Regions from separate parts of the Homo sapiens genome. Here region 2 is linked to region 1. A link is an interaction called in ENCODE POLR2A ChIA-PET data of the cell type or tissue named here. Cell type or tissue: OCI-LY7. All regions are shown on one strand. Links, peaks and the distances in the headings refer to the core of each region. The heading gives the core; the rest is flanking DNA.

What was found. Peaks named below come from ENCODE experiments on the same cell type or tissue, not always from the same donor. Only the 100,000 strongest peaks of a DNase experiment are listed, where the experiment ranks them.
Region 2: POLR2A ChIA-PET joins it to region 1 with 5 read pairs; 2 of 35 experiments call an interaction of 5 or more read pairs at or near these places.

What each region holds. Positions count from the first base shown.
Region 1 is chr15:44,551,186-44,562,344 of GRCh38, forward strand. EIF3J (eukaryotic translation initiation factor 3 subunit J) reads left to right here. Exons shown (of 8, transcript NM_003758.4): 4 at 246-337; 5 at 3,368-3,482; 6 at 6,304-6,465; 7 at 9,064-9,137; 8 at 9,833-11,159. The coding sequence ends at 9,964. Among named protein-coding and RNA genes, the nearest start is that of EIF3J, 20 kb to the left of the region's middle. In OCI-LY7, for the core only: no CTCF peak of the experiment used is centred there; no DNase peak of the experiment used is centred there.
Region 2 is chr15:43,801,375-43,812,533 of GRCh38, forward strand. HYPK (huntingtin interacting protein K) reads left to right here. Exons shown (of 4, transcript NM_016400.4): 3 at 144-195; 4 at 337-3,053. The coding sequence ends at 432. MFAP1 (microfibril associated protein 1) reads right to left here. Exons shown (of 9, transcript NM_005926.3): 7 at 8,381-8,540; 8 at 4,002-4,091; 9 at 3,118-3,902. The coding sequence ends at 3,720. SERF2-C15ORF63 (SERF2-C15orf63 readthrough) reads left to right here. Exons shown (of 6, transcript NR_037673.1): 5 at 144-195; 6 at 337-1,215. Among named protein-coding and RNA genes, the nearest start is that of HYPK, 6.4 kb to the left of the region's middle. RefSeq lists enhancers at 8,113-8,162, 8,223-8,282. In OCI-LY7, for the core only: a CTCF peak has its summit at 667; DNase peaks (open chromatin) are centred at 687, 7,327 and 7,757; H3K4me3 peaks cover 2,399 bases; H3K27ac peaks cover 3,827 bases.

The sequences.
Region 1 (11,159 bases), core at 3,036-11,035:
ATAGTTGAATGATCTAAGCCCTGCCTATAGGACGGTGGGGAAATATGAAGAGATATTTGGATCTTAGGGGTCACATTAGAGAGGAGAAGGAAGAGTCCCAGAAGTTTCCCATTATTTGTGAGAAAAATCACTGTTTGAAGCTGGGAAAGGTTTGGTCTCTTAATAGTATACAAGTATCATGTCTGTCTCATCCATAAACTGGAAAATACTCAGTATAACTGAATAAAACTTTTTTTTACTTTTAGAGGTAAAAATTTCAGAAAAGAAAAAAATAGCAGAGAAGATAAAAGAGAAAGAACGGCAACAGAAGAAAAGGCAAGAAGAAATTAAAAAGAGGGTAAATTCTGTTTTCTAAAATACAGAATTCTCACATCGGTAGTGGTATAGTTTCTAACAGGCTGCAAATATTACCTAGGAATTTGAAGGGCTCTGTGAAGACTGTAAATGGATACCATAAGATAGGTAAAATCCAAAACAAATTGATTTGTGGTTTTTGCAAAAACAGAACCCAGTTTTATATATGAGTGTCTTTTAAGTTTTCACAAACATTCAGGAATAGTCATGATAGTGCAGTGACTACAGTCAGTGATTTTTGCCAGTGCCTGTAGTTCATTCTAGTCAGCAGTATTAGTTTTTGTTGTTGTTTTTTGTTTTTTTTTTTTGGAGACGGAGTCTTGCTCTGTCGCTAGGCTGGAGTACAGTGGCACAATCTCGGCTCAGTGCAACCTCTGCCTCCCGAATTCAAGCCATTCCCCTGCCTCAGCCTCCTGAGTAGCTGGGACTACAGGAGCCACGGCGAGCTAATTTTTTGTATTTTAGTAGAGATAGGGTTTCACCATGTTGGCCAGGATGGTCTCAATCTCCTGACCTCGTGATCCACCCGCCTCGGCCTCCCAAAGTCCTGGGATTACAGGTGTGAGCCACCGCGTCTGGCCAGGATTAGTTTTTATTTGCAGTGTATATATTGAACATAATATAAAAATTGTTCATTTCTGTGCCATGTGCTATATAAATGTATTTGTTTTTGATTTTTTGGCACAGGATCAGAAATATATGCTTGTTTTTTTTTGTTTTTGTTTTTAGACAGAGTCTCACTCCGTTACCTAGGCTGGAGTGCAGTGGTGTGATTTTGGCTCACTGCAGCCTCCACTTCCCAGGTTCAAGCAATTGTCATGCCTCAGCATCCCAGGTTGGAATTACAGGCACACGCAACCATGCCTGGCTAATCTTTGTATTTTTAGTAGAGATGGGGTTTCGCCATGTTGGCCGGGCTGGTCTCAAACTCCTGACCTCAAGTGATCTGCCTGCTTCGACCTCCCAAAGTGCTGGGATTACAAGCATGAGCCACCACGTCCAGCCTATTTTCTATTTCTTTTCTTTTCTTTTTTTTTTTTTAGAGATGGAGTTTCACTCTAGTCGCCCAGGCGGGAGTGCAATGGCGTGATCTTGGCTCACTGCAACCTTCTCCCGGGTTCAAGTGATTCTCCTGCCTCAGTCTTCGAGTAGCTGGGACTGCAGGCATGTGCTACCATGCCCAGCTAATTTTGTATTATCAGTAGAGATGGCATTTCACCGTGTTGGCCAGGTTGGTCTCAAACTCCTGACCTCAGGTGATCCACCCGCCTTGGCCTCCCAGAGTGCTAGGATTATAGGCGTGAACCACTGTGCCTGGCCTATTTTCTATTTCAGAACACATTTACATGGTTCAAAAATTAAAACAGCCTGCGTGGTGGCTCATGCCTGTAATTGCAACGCTTTGGGAGGCTGAGGTGGGAGTATTGCTTGAGTCCATGGATTTGAGACCAGCCTGGACAACATAGGGAGACCCCGTCTCTACAAAAAATAGAAAAATAAGCTGGGCGTGGTGGTACATGCCTGTAGTATCAGCTGCTTGGGAGGCTAAGGTAGGAGAATCACTTGAGCCCAGGAAGTTGAGGCTGCAGTGAGCCATGACTGCGCCACTACACTCCAGCCTAGGTGACAGAGCAAGATCCTGCCTCAAAACAAAAAAAAAAAGAAGAAAACGGCCAGGCGTGGTGGCTCACGCCTGTAATCCTGGCACTTTGGGAGGCCGAGGCAGGCAGATCACAAGGTCAGGAGATCGAGACCATCCTGGCTAACACGGTGAAACCCCGTCTCTACTAAAAAATAGAAAAATTAGACGGGCGTGGTGGCGGGCGCCTGTAGTCCCAGCTACCTGGGAGGCTGAGGCAGGAGAATGGTGTGAACTCAGGAGGCGGAGCTTGCAGTGAGCGGAGATCGCACCACTGCACTCCAGCCCGGGCGACAGAGCGAGACTCCATCTCAAAAAAAAAAAAGAAAAAATAATTATATTCCAGTATAAAGAGAAGATAGATATACACTAAGCTGTCAACTGTCATGTCAGAGAAGTGGGTTTGGGAAACAAATGACATCTACTATTATATCTTTAAAATTTGTTATAGTGGTAATTTTATAATTATACAATATGATGAAAAGGGGAAATGTTTTGAACCATTCTGTTGGACATTTAGGTTGTCTGTAAATTTATTTGAAATTATGAATAATACTCTAATGTACATTCTTGGGCTTACATATTTGTGTGCATCTTATTTCTTAAGGTAAATACCTGGAAGTAGAATACTTGATTAAAGCATGTAAAAATATTATTTAAGACTTGATCCATATTACCAAGTTGCCCTAGAAAGGGTTTTCCAATATAGTTTTAGTAGCAGTGTATGAAAGTAATATTTTTACCTTGTCCACAGTCTCAATTCCTTTTTTTAAAAAAGGTTATAGAAGTAACCCCAGTCTTCCTGGGTACAAATCTGTCACGTTACCAGCTGTTACCTTCTATTTAGTTGTGGGCAGGTTGTTTCTTTGTGCCTCCATTGCTTATCTTTAAAATTGGGTTAAGGATACCTAAAGTGGACTGGGCGCAGTGGCTCACACCTGTAATCCCAACACTTTGGGAGGCTGAGATGGGCGGATCACTTGAGGCCAGGAGTTCAAGACCGGCCTGGCCAACATGGTGAAACCCCATCACTGCTAAAACTACAAAAATTAGCTGGATGTGGTGGTGCACGCCTGTAATCCCAGCTACTCGGGAGGCTGAGGTATGAGAATCACTTGAACCCAGGAGGCAGAGGTTACAATGAGCGAAGATCATGCCACTGTGCTCCAGCCTTGGTGGCAGAGTGAGGCTCTGTCTAAAAAAAAAAAAAAAAAAAAAAAAACTAAAGTGTTTAGAAGAATGCCTGAAACAGTAATTACCAGTGTTCACTTTTATTTGTTATTATATACGCTTATTTAAGAATTCGTACAATACAGAAAGGTACTGAGTGCATCATAATCCCTGTGCTTTTTAAAAACTTTTGTCTCATTTTAGTTAGAAGAACCCGAAGAACCTAAAGTGCTAACACCAGAAGAACAATTAGCAGATAAACTGCGGCTAAAGAAATTACAGGAAGAGTCAGACCTCGAATTAGCAAAGGAAACTTTTGGTAAGACGGGATTATGATTGCAATACAGTATTAAACTGTTACAGGTGAAGACCCAGAAAGTTCAGAAAACATCTCCTTTTCTTAAAAGAAACATACTGGCTAATGTAGATATTAGAAAGCAGTTTTTAATCTCTGTGTATATTTGAGATTTCATTACATGTTCAGATTTTTGAATAATTGTTTTGAGTAAAAGATTATTAAGATAAGTCATTTATAGCAATGCAAGAAGGGCAAAAAGGAGTAGACTCAGATGAAGTACACTACTGCATAGAATATTTTTATCAGCTGGATGAAATTTGCATGAAATGTGAGGTCTGTAGCTTTGAAATGGACTGTAGGGCTGTCCTGTTGTCTTAAGACTTAGACAGTAGGATGTTGCTCCAGGTGAGAGGCATGCAGCTTTTGCTGTGCCTTCTTGTGCTCAGTGTCATTTCCTTCTGCAACCCTTCTTTGCCCTTACCATGCCCTATCTTTAGAGGGCCTCCATTTCTTTGTGCGGTGTCTGCAGCTGTGGTTAGTGCGTGAGATAAAAGTGCAGGATCCTATAAATAGATAAATTCAGAGTGTTCCAGAGTAAGAGACATGGCTAGAGAAATAGTCAAAGCCCTCGCTTCATTTAACCAAGTTATCGTTACCTGTTGAGTACTTTTCAGAGTAGAAGATCATGTTGAAACAGTTAAATCACTGAAATTTATAACCAAGAAGGAAAGCTCTAGTTATTCTGATACCCCTCCCCCACTTTCATACTTTCTCTACTCTGAAACAGATCAACAGGCTGACTGTAGTGATTGTTTTCCTTTTCATGAGGAAGTATGACCTTATCTGTCAGTGGATCTGTACAAATACCAGGAGTTGATGTGAATGCTCCTGTGCACCATTGTATGCTTGGCAGGTCTTAACTGCACTCATCTAATTATAGAGAGCTCTTGGCTGTTAATATGTGTCTTCCTAGGATGGTAAAAGCTGCCCATGTGTTTATTAAAGAGGCAGGTTTATGAAGTGTGCATAAAGCCTAGCATGGGACACCTGTTATAGACTAAAAGGTAAAAACATGCATTCATATAGTCATTGTTAATAGGATTTTACTGTTGTGTTTCTCATACTAAAATACCACATGTAATATTGTTAATAACTAATCTACTTGACATGGAGGATACAGAAGCATACTTATCTTAGTGTAAAACTCATCTAGGCCAGATTTTTTTTTTTCTAACAGGGTCTGGCTCTGTCATCCAGGCTAGAGGACAGTGGCTGAGATCGGCTCACTGCAACCTCTGCCTCTGGGCTCAAGCCATCCTCCCACCTTAGCCTCCCAAGTAGCTGGGACTACAGGCGCATGCCACCACGCCTGGGTAATTTTTGTTTTTTGGGGCTTTTTTTGTAGATACAAGGTTTCACCATGCTGCCCAGGCTGTTGTTGAAGTCCTGAGCTCAAGTGATCTGCCGCCTTGGCCTCCTAAAGTGCTGGGATTACAGGCATGAGCCACCATGCACAGCCTAGGCCAGATTTCTTCTATTGGGATTTAACATGTTTACCCCCGCTTAGCTTCTGGAGTTAGACAAATACTTTCACAGGATCCATCTTTGTTTCTTATTCTTTTTGTTCCCTCTCTCCCCACTTTACTGTGGGGGTGTTCTTGGACAAGAACAGAGTATCCCTTTTGTAATGTAATATGTTGTGTTTTGTTTTTAGAGAAAGGTTCTTGCTCAGTCATCCAGTCTGGAATGCAGTGGCATGACCATAGCTCACTGCAGCCTCAAACTCCTGGGCTCAAGCAATCCTCCCACCTCAGCCTCCCGGGTAGCGAGGGCTACAGGTGAATATCACCACACCTGGCTAATTTTATTTATTTTTTTGAGACAGAGTCTCACTCTGTCACCCAGGCTGGAGTGCAGTGGTGCAGTCTCGGCTCATTGTAACCTCCGCCTCCTGGGTTGAAGTGATTCTCGTGCCTCAGCCTCCCAAGTAGCTGGGATTACAGATACATGCCACCACCATGCCTGGCTAATTTTTGTATTTTTGGTAGAGACAGGGTTTCACCATGTTGGCCAGGCTTGTCTCTCGGACTCCTGACCTCAGGTGATCGGCCTGCCTAGGCCTCCCAAAGTGTTGGGATTACGGGTGTTAGCCACTGCGTCTGGCCACACCTGGCTAATTAAAAAAATTTTTTTTGTAGAGATGAGGTCTTGCTGTGTTGCCCAGGCTGGTCTCAAACTCCTGGCCTCAAGCGATCCTTCCTCTTAGGCCTCCCAAACAAAACACTGGGATTACAGGTGTGAGCCACTGTGTCTGGCCTTGATATATTGTTTTTAAATGAATAAAATACTTATTTATAAAGAAAACCTGTTATATATAAATAGATGTCAAAATACTAAAATGACAAATTTGTGATACAGAATTATATGCTTCCTTATCGATGCATTAAATCAGGTGTAGTGGCACGTCAAATAATGTCATTTGAGAGTAATTATGACTGAACAATATTAATATTGTAAGATATCTGTAATGGCAGGAGAGTGTGATCTCTCCTGGTAAGTCAAGTTTTGCTAATACCACTGTGATTTGTTGCCAGTCAATTGAAACTGAAGGAAATGCTGAATTAGAGGTTAATAAAGATGTAACTTTTTTTCTGATTTAAGTTTGTAACCCCCCTCCCCCCTCACCCAGCCATTCTATCCAGTGACTCCAGTGGCTCCAGGTTCAGAGCCCCTGCTTTAGAATGAAACGACAGGGTTATTCAGATAGCTATTGGCTTTGTAAGGTTTCATTTTTAAAAATCCTAACCTCCTGATACTTTTCAGTGCTTCTTTTCTCCTACAGGTGTTAATAATGCAGTTTATGGAATAGATGCTATGAACCCATCTTCAAGAGATGACTTTACAGAGTTTGGAAAGTTACTAAAAGATAAAATTACACAATATGAAAAGTCACTATATTATGCCAGTTTTTTGGAAGTCTTAGTTCGAGATGTGTGTATTTCATGTAAGTAATTCTAATTTCTAGCCCCTCTGGGTAGATTTTTAGTAGGATGTTCTCTTCAGGAGGTTGAAGGTTATTTTTTATTTTCAAGGATACTATAATACAGACTCATGATTTGCTGTTTTTAGCAATTACCTTGTGAATGTTGTTCTGCAGATACAGTGAATTTGAGTGCTGGATCTTTTTGTTTGTTTGTAGGGGTAAGAGGACTTCTTGTTTTACAATGGCTTCCCTAAGAGATACCTGGGCTTGTCAGCAAAGCAGCTAATAAAACACTGGCCTATTCTTTTTATCTGATTATCACTTGAGAGGGGCTGGGAAGTATCTTTTGAGGGAAAAGGTCTCTGGCACTGTAGGATTTGGGTTGGGTGAGACTTCAGCCACTGTCTTTTACAAATCAGAATTAGACAGGGTGCAAGTTGAGTGACAGGGCTGGCACCTATTCTCTGGGTCCGTGGTTGTGGTGCCACACCTTGATAGGAGTCATACATTTCAGGGCAGGGTGAATGGGAGTGACAGCCATGGGTGGTGAAGCAGGAATGTATGGAAGGGACTGGTTTTGCTAGTATTTGCAGTTTTTTTGTTGTTGTTGTTTTTGTGATGGAGTCTTGCATTGCAGAGGCACGATCTCAGCTCACTGCAACTTCTGCCTCCTGGGTTAAAGCAATTCTCCTGGTCTGGCGCAGTGGCTCATGCCTGTAATCCCAGCACTTTGGGAGGCCAAAACAGGCGGATCACGAGGTCAGGAGATTGTAGACCATCCTGGCTAACAAGGTGAAGCTGAGGCAGGAGAATGGCATGAACCTGGGAGGCAAAGCTTGCAGTGAGCTGAGATCGTGCCACCGCACTCCAGCCTGGGTGACCAAGTGAGACTCCGTCTCAAAAAAAAAAAAGCAATTCTCCTGCTCAGACTCCTGAGTAGCTGGGATTACAGGCGCCTGCCACCACGCCCGGCTAATTTTTTGTATTTTTAGTAGAGACGGGGTTTCACCATGTTGGCCAGGCTGCTCTGGAACTCCTGATCTCAGGTGATCTCCCTGCCTTGGCCTCCCAAAGTACTGGGATTATAGGTGTGAGCCACCACGCCCAGCCTATTTGCAGTTTTTAAGATGGAGAAAAAGGAATCCTACACAATGAATTGGGTTTTCTTTGATAAATTATCACTAAGCTGAGGGTTCTACATTTGATTGGTAATGTGCCCAGAGTTGATATTTTATTCTGCATGTACTAATTTTTTTCTGGTTTTTGGAGGTGTTCTCTAACCAAAACTGAACACTTTCTGGTAGCTAAAAACTGGTGTCTCTTTCCAGCTTCATATTTTTATAAGGCTGATAATGCTGTCCACTGAACAGGACTATTTCTTGGTAGGACATAGAGATGGTCACTGTTCTCATTGTAGTTCCCGTGCAAGAAAATGGAGACATCATGGGATAGGGTGTTGTCATTGTAGGTTTAAGAATTGTCATTCTGGCCGGGCGTGGTGGCTCATGCCTGTAATCCCAGCACTTTGGGAGGCTGAGGCTGGTAGATCACCTGAGGTCAGGAGTTTGAGACTAACCTTGCCAACATGGTAAAACCTCATCTCTATTAAAAAAAAAAAAAAAAAACACAAAAATCAGCTGGGCATGGTGGCACGCACCTGTAATCCCAGCTACTCGGGAGGCTGAGGCAGGACAATCACTTGAATCTGGGAGGTGGAGGCTGTGGTGAGCCGAGATCACGCCACTGTACCCCAGCCTGGTGACAAAGCGAGACTCTGTCTCAAAAAAAAAAATAAAATAGGCCGGGTGCGGTGGCTCACACCTGTAACCCCAGCACTTTGGGAGGCCGAGGCAGGCGGATCACGTCAGGAGATCAAGAGCATCCTGGCTAACACAGTGAAACCCCGTCTCTACTAAAAATACAAAAAATTAGCTGGGCATGGTGGCGGGCGCCTGTAGTCCCAGCTACTCGGGAGGCTGAGGCAGGAAAATGGTGTGAACCCGGGAGGCGCAGGTTGCAGTGAGCCGAGATCGCGTCACTGCACTCCAACCTGGGTGACAGAGTGAGACTCCATCTCAAAAAAAAAAAAAAATAATAGTAATTGTCATTTCATGTTTATTTGTCTGTTCTCCCTGATTACTGGGGGTGTGTTAATGGAAGGGCATGTTATCCTCCCCCATTTGTTTAGACTGAGGAAGGATAGTAGGGAGCATTGTGAGCTATAAAGACAGTTTCTCTTTGGTTGAGCAATGGTGTGTTGGTGATTACAGGTCGTCATTATAAATAAAATGAATTTTGTTTTCAAGAGACAGGGTCTAGCTGTGTTGCCCAAGCTGGTCTCGAATTCCTGGGCTTAAGTGATCCACCCACCTAGGCCTCCCAAAATGCTGGGATTACAGGCATGTGCCACTGTGCCCGGCCACCTTACGTTTAAAGAGGAGAAATTCATGGTCCTTTCAAAGTTACTGAAGTTTAACAATGAACAAATTGGATTTCTCATAACACTTTTGGAATGTACATTTTGGGATATATAGATATATATGGAATGTACATATTTAGCTTTAACTTTTCAAAATGCTTAAAAATTCAAGTTTAATGGTATGCCCTTTTTTTTTTAAGTGGAAATTGATGACTTGAAAAAAATTACCAATTCACTGACTGTGCTTTGCAGTGAAAAACAGAAGCAAGAAAAGGTAAGAGCAAGCTGTGTAGGGAAATGGGTATTAAATTAGAGTGGGGTTATAGGTCTAACAGTCAACAAATATAATAGGAGCCTGTCCTAATTAAAAGTCAAGCAACTCACTAATACCATTTAAGTTAGACTAGAAGAGGAGTATGGGTGCTATTACTGTCCTTTTGTTTCCAGACATGTTCCCCTTTTCTGAGTTAATAGAAATTGCTGAAATCACAGACTGGGTTCAAATACTAGCACTGCTACTTAATAGGTATAGGTAAATCAGCTTTTCTAAGCTTCAGTCTTCTCCCTTCTAAAATAGGAACAATAATACTCACTTTGCAGAGTATTTATAAGAGTAAAGTAAGAGAAGTATGTCAAGTAAAGGTTAGAGCTTTGTGATTTTAAATTGGGGGGTACTTATCCACACTTTTCTAAATTTGCTTCAGTGAAGTTAAGGCTGTCTACCAATAACTTATAACCCCTGCTGGTGGGCTAGGTATCCAGAGCAGGACCAAGGACCCAGATCAAGTTTTGGAGAGACTGACTCTGGGAGACCTGTTCAGGTCCAAAACATGTAGGCTCGGATGTCCCTTACAGAACTAGTGTTTCTGGGACCAAAGGTTTTTGTGTGTTTGTTTATGAGGGTTGCTGTACCAGATAAGATGCCCATAGCACACTAAGGTTCATGAATTAACTCTCTTTCATCTTTAGCAAAGCAAAGCCAAAAAGAAGAAGAAAGGTGTGGTTCCTGGAGGGGGATTAAAAGCCACCATGAAAGATGATCTGGCAGATTATGGTGGTTATGATGGAGGATATGTACAAGACTATGAAGACTTCATGTGACATTTTATCTTTTCTTGGTGTCATCTTTATGTTGCCCACAATCCCTTGAACATGTAGCACAACTTCCTTTCCTTTCAGTTCTGCCAAATGCTACAATCAGAAGTGCAGTATCTTTTGTGCTGGTTATTTAACCCCTTGACACTTAGGTGCTAATGTGCAAATGAGGGAACTTGGATCTTGCTGCCAAGGGGTTAAAATTGGGAACCTAAGTTGCTACTAAATCATAGTTCAAAACCTAATAATGTTGTCGTTGTTGCTATCTGATTTCATAGCAGCAGTCACTAAATTGGAAACAAAAGGTTGCAACGTGACAAAAAAAATTGTGTAGTATTTACCAGCACCATTCAGTAATACAGCCTTAACCATACCTCCTTGAACTACTTCATAACTTGTCAAGAAAAGCAGTTTGCAGCAAGGGCATGTGGTGTGCACCTAGTATTAAAATTGCTTTGTCTTAAAATTGAACATGAGGATATTAAAAATACATTGTGAAGAAGACTGCTTATCTCAGAGTGAAGATACTGCGGCTGAAAAGCACTAGTTTGATATAAAATTAAAATGACCAAAACCCTCCAACTTTGAAGCTAAAGAAGGTAAACCTTTCCATTATTGCATTACATGTTGTGGAATCTCTCGAGTGCAAAGACTGTCTAGTTATTTATCAGGCTATTTCTACTGATGAACTGCTTCAGGTGGGGGAGGGAAACTTATTTTTATTTGCCTGATTTAAGTGTCTGAGAAACAAATCTTTGTTCTCTTAGGCTGCAATGGAACAACTTTACCAGGGTTTTGGCATTTCCTTTCCTTTCCTTTATAAAACATGCTCAGCAAACTGCACCAGTTAACTACAGTTTGGTAAATTGTTATGTTAACAATTATGACATCTGCAATGTTTTATAAAGCAACTAATTTAATAAAATCACTGTTGTGAGGACTTAAATTTTGTGTTACCTCCCAAGAGATACTTTTTGAGAGTATAGAACACAGCTCTTGGGAGTACAGTTCTCTACGTTCTCTACTAAATCTTAATAAATGCTTGACATAGTTACAGCTTTAAAACATGAGTGATTTGCCAGGTCCTTATGTTGTCACCATAGAGCAACAAAGGTATAGGGCTGCCTTCCTCTTATTTATTTGGGGACATTATTTTGTTATTTAGATACCAAGGCCTAATTAATTAAGTACCTATAAGAAC
Region 2 (11,159 bases), core at 28-8,027, 750 kb before region 1:
GGAAAGGAGTATTAGTGGGAGTTTTTATTTTCAATCAAGGGTTTATCAAGATTTATTTACAGGGCACTTCTGGGAATGACCCTTCCTGGGAGTTTATGGTGTTGGTTGAGAATGAGGACTAATATATTTAAATATTTTTGCAGGGAGAAAGAACTGGCAAAAGTCACTATCAAGAAGGAAGATCTGGAGCTAATAGTGAGTGGTAGTGCCTAACTAGTGTATGCGGAGGGGAGGCTATTCTGCTTAATTTGGGTTGTTTCCTGAAACAAGCGGAGTCAGTATATTTGGTGGCACATTAATGCCTGGGAACCTATGTAACATGATTTTTTTCTGCAGATGACTGAGATGGAGATATCTCGAGCAGCAGCAGAACGCAGTTTGCGGGAACACATGGGCAACGTGGTAGAGGCGCTTATTGCCCTAACCAACTGATGCGTGCTTTCTCAAATATACCTACTGGATTAATTTATGGCAATAAAATTTTTTTTTGTCTTTTTCAGTTTTATCATCTTGGGTCAAGTAGAGTGTATACTATATCCTATGTTGTGGAGAATTTATATGTTGGAGACTAACTGAATTTAAGTGACCCATTAAAATCTAGCACACCTGTATGAAAAATCAGTGTAGAAGAATACCTCATGTGCAGATGCTAGGTGGCAGGCCAGTCTCATTCATCTGACTAGCTCTCAACAGTATTCAAGGTACATCTGGAGTCTCAGCAGAGTTACTGTACTCAAATGGCATGTGTCTCCAAGACAGCTTATGAATATCTAAAAGGCCAGCTACCTGCCTAGGAGCCACTATATATATAGATAGATGTAGGTTATGAACCCAGTTCATAGGCCACCTTGAGTTAGAATTTTGGTACCTACAACATGCTTGATTTTGAGTGATTAAAAAAAAATAATTTGGCTGGGTGCTGTGGCTCACACCTCTAATCCCAGCACTTTGGGAGGTCGAGGCAGGTAGATCACGAGGTCAGGAATTCAAGACCAGCCTGGCCAACATGTGAAACCCCGTCTCCACTGAAAATAGAAAAATTAGCTGGGCATGGTGGTGGGCGCCTATAATCCCAGCTATTCTGGAGGCTGAGGCAGGAATCGCTTGAAATTGGAAAGCAGAGGTTGCAGTGAGCTGAGATCACACTACTGTACTACTGTACTCCAGCCTGGGGGAAAGAGTGAAACTCCATCTCAAAAAAAAAAAAAAAAAAAAAAGCCCGGGCACAGTGGCTCACACCTGTAATCCCAGCACTTTGGGAGGCTGAGGCAGTCGGATCATGAGGTCAGGAGTTGAAGACAAGCCTGGCCAACATGGTGAAACCCTGTCTCTACTAAAAATACAAAAAAAATAAAATTAGCCAGGCGTGGTGGTGCATGCCTGTAGTCCCAGCTACTCAGGAGGCTGAAGCAGAAGAATTGCTTGAACCAGGGAGGCGGAAGTTGCAGTGAGCTGAGATTGTGCCACTGTACTCCAGCCTGGGTGACAGAGCGAGACTGTCTCAAAAACAAAACAACAAAAAAGAATTTAGGGGCCAGGCATGGTGGCTCATGCCTGTAATCCCAACACCTTGGGAAGCTGAGGCAAGACGATCACTTGAGCCCAGCAGTTTGAGACCAGCTTGGGCAACACAGTGAGATTTCGTCTCTACCGCGCTCCCCCCACCACCAAAAAAAGAATTTAGGTACCTGAGGGTTAGAACATGGTAAGACTAGAAGATATCAAAGGTTGGGCCAGGTGTGGTGACTCATGCCTGTAACCCCAGCACTTTGGGGAGGCTGGGCTGGGAGGACTGTGTCAGGTCAGGATTTCCAGACCAGCCTGGGCAACATAGCATGACCTTGTCTCTACTAAAATTAAAAAAAAAAAAAGCCAGGCATGGTGGCATGTGCCTGTCTGTGGTCCCAGATACTCTGGAGGCTGAGATGGATTTGCTTGAGCCTGGGAGGTTGAGGCTGCAGTGAGCTGAGATTGTGCTACTGCACTCCAGCCTGGGCGACAGAGCAAGACTGTCTCAAAACGAAAAAAACCTATGAAAGGTTTTGATTGGTATTCAAATTCTAAGCCATAATACATTCTACATGCCATTTCCTATCCTAGAGAGAAGGTAATTTTACTTTAAAGGTTAATCAGGGCCGGGCGTGGTGGCGCATGCCTATAATCCCAGCACTCTGGGAGGCCGAGGCAGGTGGATCACCTGGGATCAGGAGTTTGAGACGAGCCTGGCCAAAATGGTGAAACCCCATCTCTACTAAAAGTACAAAAAAAAATTAGCTGGGTGTGGTGGTGGACGCCTGTAATTCCAGCTACTAGGGAGGCTGAGGCAGGAGAATCTCTTGAACCCAGGAGGTTGCAGTGAGCAGAGATCGCGCCACTGCACTCCAGACTGGGCAACAAGAGTGAAACTCCATCTCAAAAAAAAAAAAAAAAAAAATCAGCTTGGACCAACTCACACATGTTGAACTAGTTTCCTCAACTATAAAACTGTGACGGCCCCAGCTAGGCACAGTGGCTCAACGCCTGTAATCTCAGCACTTTGGGAGGCTGAGGCGGGCGGATCGCGAAGTGAAGATCAAGACCATCCTGGCTAACATGGTGAAACCCCGTCTCTACTAAAAATACAAAAATTAGCCAGGCATGGTGGCAGGCGCCTGTAGTCCCAGCTACTCGGGAGGCTGAGGCACTCTAGCCTGGGCAACAGAGCCGTCTCTTTAAAACAAACAAACAAACAAAAAAAAAACCCTGCAACGGCCCCTGAGTCTGCTGTAAGGACACTCAAATGGCAATTACAGACATTTCTCCAAGAGTTTCAAGGCCTTACCCTCATTCTGACTCTAGGATAATTCTTAGATTGTATCCCACACAACAGTGACTTGTACCTGTGTTCATCTTTATGTATTTACCACCTCATAGTAATTATTTGCATTCATTTTTATCGTACGACACTAAACTATTTGATTCTTCCAGTGGGACATTTAAAGGATGTGAGAAGACCTTGGTCTTCTCAAAAACATCTGTATTTGGTCATGGAATAAATCCAGATGCTACCTAAAGCCAAGCTAGTACCTGAGCTTGTTTCTGAGATCAAAGGGAATTATCAAAATGTGAAACACCTTCTGCCTGACAATTGTTATCTTTTACTTTAATAGGCAATTAATACTTGTCAGCTTGGACATTTTATTTCCAGTATCATGCTAAAAATCTCCTTGTTGTGTGATTCTTTTATTTCTTGACATGCACACATATATGGATCAAAAAGTATGTACAACTAGAAAAACGGACTCCAAGCAAAAATGGAAAACATGTTTCCATGAGCTTAGATTTCCGGGTATATTACTCCTAAACCTAAGGTAGAAGTAATGCATTGTTCACTTACATGTCCACTTTTCTAACCCAAGCTAAGGGCTGGAAAAAGAAAGTCAGAACAGTCCCAAGTAAATATGGGAAACCATAGCAGTGATAAAACCTAAGATTTCTCAGAAATAGTTTTAAGTGGGAAGCCTCTAATCCTACCTGGACAGTGCTTTCCTGTGGGTTTCTCAGCATGAGTCCAAACCTCACAAAGCACCTTCAAAGTCTGGGCTACCCAGTATCACAAGTATAGCAGTAAGTCCAATATCTGGATACAGGGGCCAAGGAAACAATGAAAAAACCAAATCAAGGACCAGATGCTGAGACTCCCCTTGTGTTCCACAGTTGGAAGAATAAGCAGTTGGACCCTAGGTAGTTTTCCGCTTCTTGGCAGATGGCCGCTCAAATACATCTCGTACCCCAGCTGCCTTTTGTTTGAAGAACTTTGTGTTCTGGGCACTCTCTTGGCCCCAAGCTGAGTCAAAGGAGGTGGTATCTTGATCCACAAGGTGAGTGTATTTGGTGCGACCTGAGCGTCCAAAGTTCTTGACCTGAGGGAAGGATGGATGATGAGTTATACCACCAAACAAACCATGCCTCAGCTATCAATACATCACTTTTCTCTGTCATGTTATTAAGGTTCCCCATACCTGCATGACTTTAGGAAGAATGGTTTTATTGAAATGATCCTCCAGGGTAGGAGCGCTGAAATCTCTCTTGTATACTTCTTCATCCTCATCCTGTATAAAAAAAATCTTATCAATCTTGTGGCTTTATTTCCTATATATTCAAACCACAAATTTATTAAACTCTACAATAAGGGATACAGAGAAAGCAGAGGGTATTGAGCCTTTCTTCAAGAGCTTACATCTAGTTGAAGAGATGACATTCTTTTTTTTTTTTCTGAGACGGACTCTCGCTCTGTTGCCCAGGCTGGAGTGCACTGCCGCGATCTTGGCTCACTGCAACCTCCGTCTCCCAGGTTCAAGCAGTTCTCCTGCCTCAGCCTCCCGAGTAGCTGAGGCTACAGGTGCATGCCACCACACTCGGCTAATTTTTTGTATTTTTAATAGAGACGGAGTTTCACCGTGTTAGCCCAGATGGTCTCGATATCCCGACCTTGCGATCTGCCCACCTTGGCCTCCCAAAGTGCTGGGATTACAGGTGTGAACCACTGCGCCCGGCCGAGATGATATTCTTTTTCCTTTGTTGTATTTCTCCTTTTTTTTTTTTTTTTTCCCTGAGACAGCGTCTCATTCTGATGTCCTGATGTCCAGGCTGGAGTGCAGTGGGGTCACTACTGCTCACTGAAGCCTTGACCTCCCAGGATCAAACGATGCTCTCACCTCAGCCTCCTGAGTGGCTGGGACTACAGGTGCATGCAACTATGCCTAATTTTCTCCTTGAGTGTAGACGTGTCTTGAAGGTTGGCTTATTCTCTGCACTCAATGTGTTTGTTTACTCATGTGACTTCAACTCTGCATAGGCCTCTCAAATCTGCAATCCTGGATTTTTTACTGGCTTTCATATATCATAAGTTGGATATTTTATTGGGACTTGAAATGCACGTCTAAAGTGAAAACCATTTATTAATACCTAACCTTTCCATATCAACCTCTTCTCTTTAACTTTTCTGTTAGTAGGACCAGCGTACTCTTCGATTACCTAGATTCAAAACTGAGTAACCTCTGTGTGCATTCAATCAGTTGCCACATCTTACAAACTCTTACCACCTGGGTTATTAGTTTTCCTCTACTATCAGTCTCACATACTGTCATGGCACTGATGTTTCTAGACTGTAACTCATTATAATCTTTGCCTTGCTCAAAAACTTCAATGGTTGTCTATTAAATGAATACAACACCTAGGCTGGGCGCAGTGGCTCACGCCCGTAATCCCAGCACTTTGGGAGGCCAAGGCGGGCGGATCACGAGGTCACGAGTTCAAGACCCACCTGACCAACATGGTGAAACTCTGTCTCTACTAAAAATACAAAAAACACTAGGCCTGGTGGCGCGCACCTGTAATCTCAGCTACACAGGAGGCCAAGGCAGGAGAATCACTTGAACTCAGGAGGTGGAGGTTGCAGTGAGCTGAGATCGCACCACTGCACTCCAGCCTGGGTGACAGAGCGAGATTCCATCTCAAAAATAAATAAATAAATAAATAAATGAATACAACTCCTCTGTGTAGTAATCAAGGCCAAATATTATACAGCCTTAATCCACCTTTTCAGTTCTCTTTGCCGCTTCCCTTCACAGCTGATGCTTTCTGCCTCCACTCCTGCTGGTCTCCACCTGGAATGTCTTCCCAGCACCGAATGTCAAAAAGTCTATACATCTTGGCCGGGCATAGTAGCTCACGCCTGTAATCCCAGCACTTTGGGATACTGAGGTGGGCACATCGCCTAAGGTCAGGAGTTCAAGACCAGCCTGGCCAACATGGAGAAACCCCGTCTCTACTAAAAATACAAAAACTAGTTGGGCGTGGTGGTACACGCCTGTATTCCCAGCTACTTGGGGGACTGGGGCAGGAGAATTGCTTGAACCCGGGAGGCGGAGGTTGCAGTGAGCCAAGATCGCACCACTGCACTCAAGCCTAGGTGACAAAAAAAAAAATTATATATTTAATTTTTTTTTTTTTGATACAGTCTCACTCTGTCGCCCAGGCTAGAGTGCAGTGGCGTGATCTCGGCTCACTGCAAGTTCCGCCTCCCAGGTTCACGCCATTCTCCTGCCTCAGCCTCCCAAGTAGCTGTGACTACAGGCGCCCGCCACCACGCCTAGCTAATTTTTTGTATTTTTAGTAGAGATGGGTTTTCACCATGTTAGCCAGGATGGTCTCAATCTCCTGACCTCATGATCCGCCTGCCTTGGCCTCCCAAAGTGCTGGGATTACAGGCGTGAGCCACCGCGCCCGGCCCAAAATTATACATCTTAAATGCTTAAATGTTACAACCTTTACGTCAACCCTTTCAATCTTCTACCAAATATAACATCTCTCTCGTCAGAACCCCTACAGTACTTTACTTTTACTTATGTTATAGTGATTATGTATTCTCGCTAACAGTGCTAAACAGTGACCTTTGCATAGTATATGCACTAAAGCTTACTTACTCAATGAAATAAACAACATTAGTAAGGCTGGATGCAGTTGCTCTTGCCTGTAATCCCAGCACTTTGGGAGGCCAAGGTGGAAGGAGAGTTTGAGCCCAGGAGTTTGAGACCAGCCTGGGCTACATAGCAAAACCCATCTCTACAAAATAGAAATTAGGTGTGGTGGCACACACCTGTAGTCCCAATTACTCAGGAGGCTGAGGCAGGAGGACTGCTTGAGCCCAGGAGAATGAGGCAGCAGTGAGCCATGACTGCACCACTGCACTCTAGCCTGAGTGATAATATTACAATGCTGTGATACATATTTATAAACACATATGCTGAAGGAATTAAAAATAGCACTATCTTGTTTAAGAAAGACTTTTTAAAAACAATTTATTTTGAGACAAAGTCTTGGTCAGCCACCCAGGCTGCAGTGCAGTGGCACGATCACGGCTGACTGCAGCCTCAACCTCTCGGGCTGAAGCAATCCTTCCACCTCAGCCCCTTGATAGGTGACACTACAGGCACGGACCACCACGCCTAATTTTTGTATTTTTTGTAGAGATGGGGTTTTGCCATGTTGCCCGGGCTGAACTCCTGGGCTCAACTGATCTGCTGGCCTTGCCTCCCAAAATGTTAAGATTACAGGCATTAGCCAATGTACCTGGCCCACCAAAGGACTTTCACATACACTTTTCTTATGTATCTTAACTAGCAATGAACTGCTTCTCTAAGAAACTTGATTATTAAAGCTGCGAACTGCTTAAGCAAACAAACTTTATGACCGAAGCAGTACAAGAAGTAGTTCATAATCTCCACTGAATAGTAAGCTACATCTGCTGGAAAACTACCTAAGTAAACACTTCCTGCTAATCAGATAGACCTGAAACTGATTTTGGAGGGTGGCAGGGAAGCCGCCACTGAAGTTTTAACAGCATCTGCAGTGAAAGGCAGGAATTTAGTTGCAGTGGGGATATTTAGAATTTGCCACACGGCACTTGAAAAAGCTAGTCTAGTTTTTGGTGCAAACTGCTTTAACATTAGGAAATAAACCATACAGGGTTAACAGATTGCTATTTTGATCTTAGTCTTTATATGAAAAACAAAGATGACGGCATTCCATCTAATGGTTAGATAATAAACCATTTTTTTTGGTTAGTTACTCTTGGGTACTGTCAGTTCAGAATGAAGTGAACTAACTTTCTGCCACCCAAAAGTGAATTAATGTAAAGCTATTTGCAGAGTTTGGTTTTCACATAACCAAAACTTCTCATTCAGCTATGAAAGAATGACAACTATGTCATGTGGAGGACCTAATTAGTCCACTATCTGTACAGATCACTTCTCTATTTCATTTCCTCAATTTATCTAAGGCTGGGGATGATGGCTCATGCCTGTATTCCTAATACTTTGGGAGGCTGAGGTGGGAGGATTGCTTGAGGCCAGAAGGTCAACACCAGCCTGGGCAACATAGTGAAACCTGGTCTTTACGAAAAATTAAAAAAAAAATAACCAAAAAAAAAAAAAAAGCCAGGCATGGTTGTTGCATGCCTGTAGTCCCAGCTACTCTGGAGGCTGAAGCAGGTGTAAAGCGCAGGACGTCAAGGTTGCAGTGAACTATAATCGCACCACCGTACCCCAGCCTGGGTGACAGCGAGACTCTGTCTCTTAAAAAAAAAAAAAAAGTCTATTACATCATTTCCTATTTTTGAGAGTTGGGGCCAAAAGAGAGAACAGTTGATGCTACTTCTGTCATCCAATTGCTGATGCTTTTCTCTGAGTTTATATTGTTCAGAAGGAAAAAGCAAATGAGAAAGCTGACCACTGGCAAGTGGAAATTACATTCCAGAATATTCTTGAAGAGAAAAATAATTCAAAGTTTCTGAGTTATTCCTACTGCCCAATTTTCTGACTCTCTTTTCACTTCTTACCATGAAGAAGGCACCCCGGTGATAATACTTCTGTAAGAACTTGTATTTGCCCTTAACAGCTTTGTTGGTAATGACTTTGCCGTTTGCCCGAAGTTCAGCTCTCCTCTCTTCCTCAGTCAGGTTTCGCATGCGTTCAATTTCTGCTTTCTCCTTCTCAAGCCTGTCCAGGGAGCAAAACAATTTATTGGTACTGTTACAGCTTCAGAAAGACCAAATTATCTGAAAATAACAGTCCCATGTCATTTCAAGTATTAGTCACCTTCTTTAATTCTAGTCATTGCCTATTAGGAATCAAGATAAGGAGCTCAATAAACAAATGGGTGAGTTAGTCTTCATTATGTTTGCTAGACTAGGTATTGCCAACTTTCAAAAGTTGATTCTAGCCCTTCTGACGTTCAGACATACTATTACTGCTGGGTTTTCCAACATTACAAATTCTCTTTCCCTAAAAGGTCTTCTTAGCTTTAAAAAAAAAAAAAAATCAGTGAATTTAAAATAAGTGTCTGAGGCTTTGCTGGTATTCCTTTATGTAAGTGTATCATAATCATATAGGTGCTTGCATGTCATAAACCAAAGATTACCATCATTAATTAGATTGCAGTAACTTTTTTTTTTTTTTTTCTTTTTGGTGAGATGGAGTCTTGCTCTGTCGCCCAGGCTGGAGTGCAGTGGTGTGATCTTGGCTCACTGCAAGCTCCGCCTCCTGGGTTCATGCCATTCTCCTGCCTCAGCCTCCCGATTAGCTGGGACTACAGGTGCCCGCCACCATGCCCAGCTAATCTTTTTGAATTTTTAGTAGAGACGGGGTTTCACCGTGTTAGCCAGGATGGTCTCAATCTCCTGACCTCGTGATCCGCCCGCCTTGGCCTTCCAAAGTGTTGGGATTATAGGCGTGAGCCACTGCGCCCAGCCAGATTGCAGTAACTTTTTAGCCAGTGTTGGGGAGAGGGAGTGATATCCCTTGTCTCCAAATAAAATGCATACATACACACAATTTTGTGTACAATTTTATATTTTTTTGAGATGGAATCTTGCTCTGTTGCCCAGGCTGGAGTGCAGTGGCATGATCTTGGCTCACTGCAACCTCTGCCTCCCAGGTTCAAGCTATTCTCCTGCTTCAGCCTCCTGAGTAGCTGGGATTACAGGTGTGTGCCACCATGCCCGACTAATTTTTGTATTTTTAGTACAGACAGGGTTTCACCATGTTGGACAGGCGGGTGTCAAACTCCTGACCTTGTGAGCCGCCCACCTCGGCCTCCCAAATTGTTGGGATTACAGGCGTGAGCCACCACGCCCGGCCTTGTGTACAATTTTAAAGGGCACTTAGACTCCTACTCCTACAGGTCCAGGATAAAAATCTTAGAAACTACAGGCTGAGGGCCAGGCGTGGTGGCTCATGCCTGTAATCCCAGCACTTTGGGAGGCCGAGGTGGGTGGATCACCTGAAGTCAGGAGTTCAAGGCCAGCCTGGCCGACATGGTGAAAACCCACCTCTACTAAAAATACAAAAATTAGCTGGGCGTGGTGGCATATACCTGTAGTCCCAGCTACGCAGGAGGCTGAGGCAGGAGAACCGCTTGACTCCCAGGGGGTGGAGGTTGTAGTGAGCCAAGATTGCGCCACTGCACTCCAGCCTGGGCGACAGAGTGAGACTGTGTCTCAAAAAAAAAAAAAAAACCAAAAACAAAAAATTACAGGCTGAGTATGGAGTTATCTACTGTGTGTAGCTCATACTCAGGCAAGTTTTCTTTTTTTCTTTTTTTTTTTTTTCCAGATAGAGTCTCACTCTGTCACCTAGGCTGGAGTGCAGTGGCACGATCTCAGCTCACCGCAACCTCTGCCTGCCGGGTTCAAGCGATTCTCTTGCCTCCGCCTCCCGAGTAGCTGGGAATAACAGGCACACACCACCACACCCAGCTAATTTTTGTATTTTAGTAGAGATAGGTTTTCACCATGTTGGCCAAGCTGGTCTTGAACTCTCAGCCTGAAGTGATTCGCCTGCCTCAGCCACCCAAAGTGCTGGGATTATGGGTGTGAGCCATCACGCCCAGCCTAGAGTTATCTATTGATGGTTTCCTTTGTAATCTGGGATTACCCTCTCATACCTAGTAATTTACAGGAATGAGTGATGCAGCTCAGAAATGATTCTGCTGGGGCCGGGCATGATGGCTCATGCCATAATCCCAGCACTTTGGGAGGCCGAGTTGGGTGGACAACCTGAGATCATGAGTTCGAGACCAGCCTGACCAACATGGTGAAACCCTGTCTGTACTAAAAATACGAAAATTAGCCAGGCATGGTGGCGCATGCCTGTAATCCCAGCTACTTGGGAGGCTGAGGCAGGAAAATCACTTGAACCTGGCAGGCGGAGGCTGCAGTGAGCTGAGATTGTGACACTTCACTGCAGCCTGGGTGAAAAGTGAAACTTCATGTCAAAAAAAAAAAAAAAAGATTCTGCTCTAACACAGTGTAGATTATTTAAGTGCCACAAATTCTTCCCCTCACAGTATGTATGCCCCTTTTCAAAAAGTATGACTTTGCTGCTCCTCCTCTGCAGAGGTGGAGTCTGTTTCTCCACCTGCTTAAAGCTAGGTTGGCCTTGTGACTTGCTTTGACCAGTATGTGGCAAGATCGATGTATGAGTTCTGGAACCGACATGTCAGAAGACCTTGCCCTCTTAGAATGGTGCCCTGAGACTGCTATGTAAGGAAGCCAGTCTAATCCAGTGAAGGATAAGTGAGGTATCCTAACTGATAGCCACCACCTACTACTAACATGT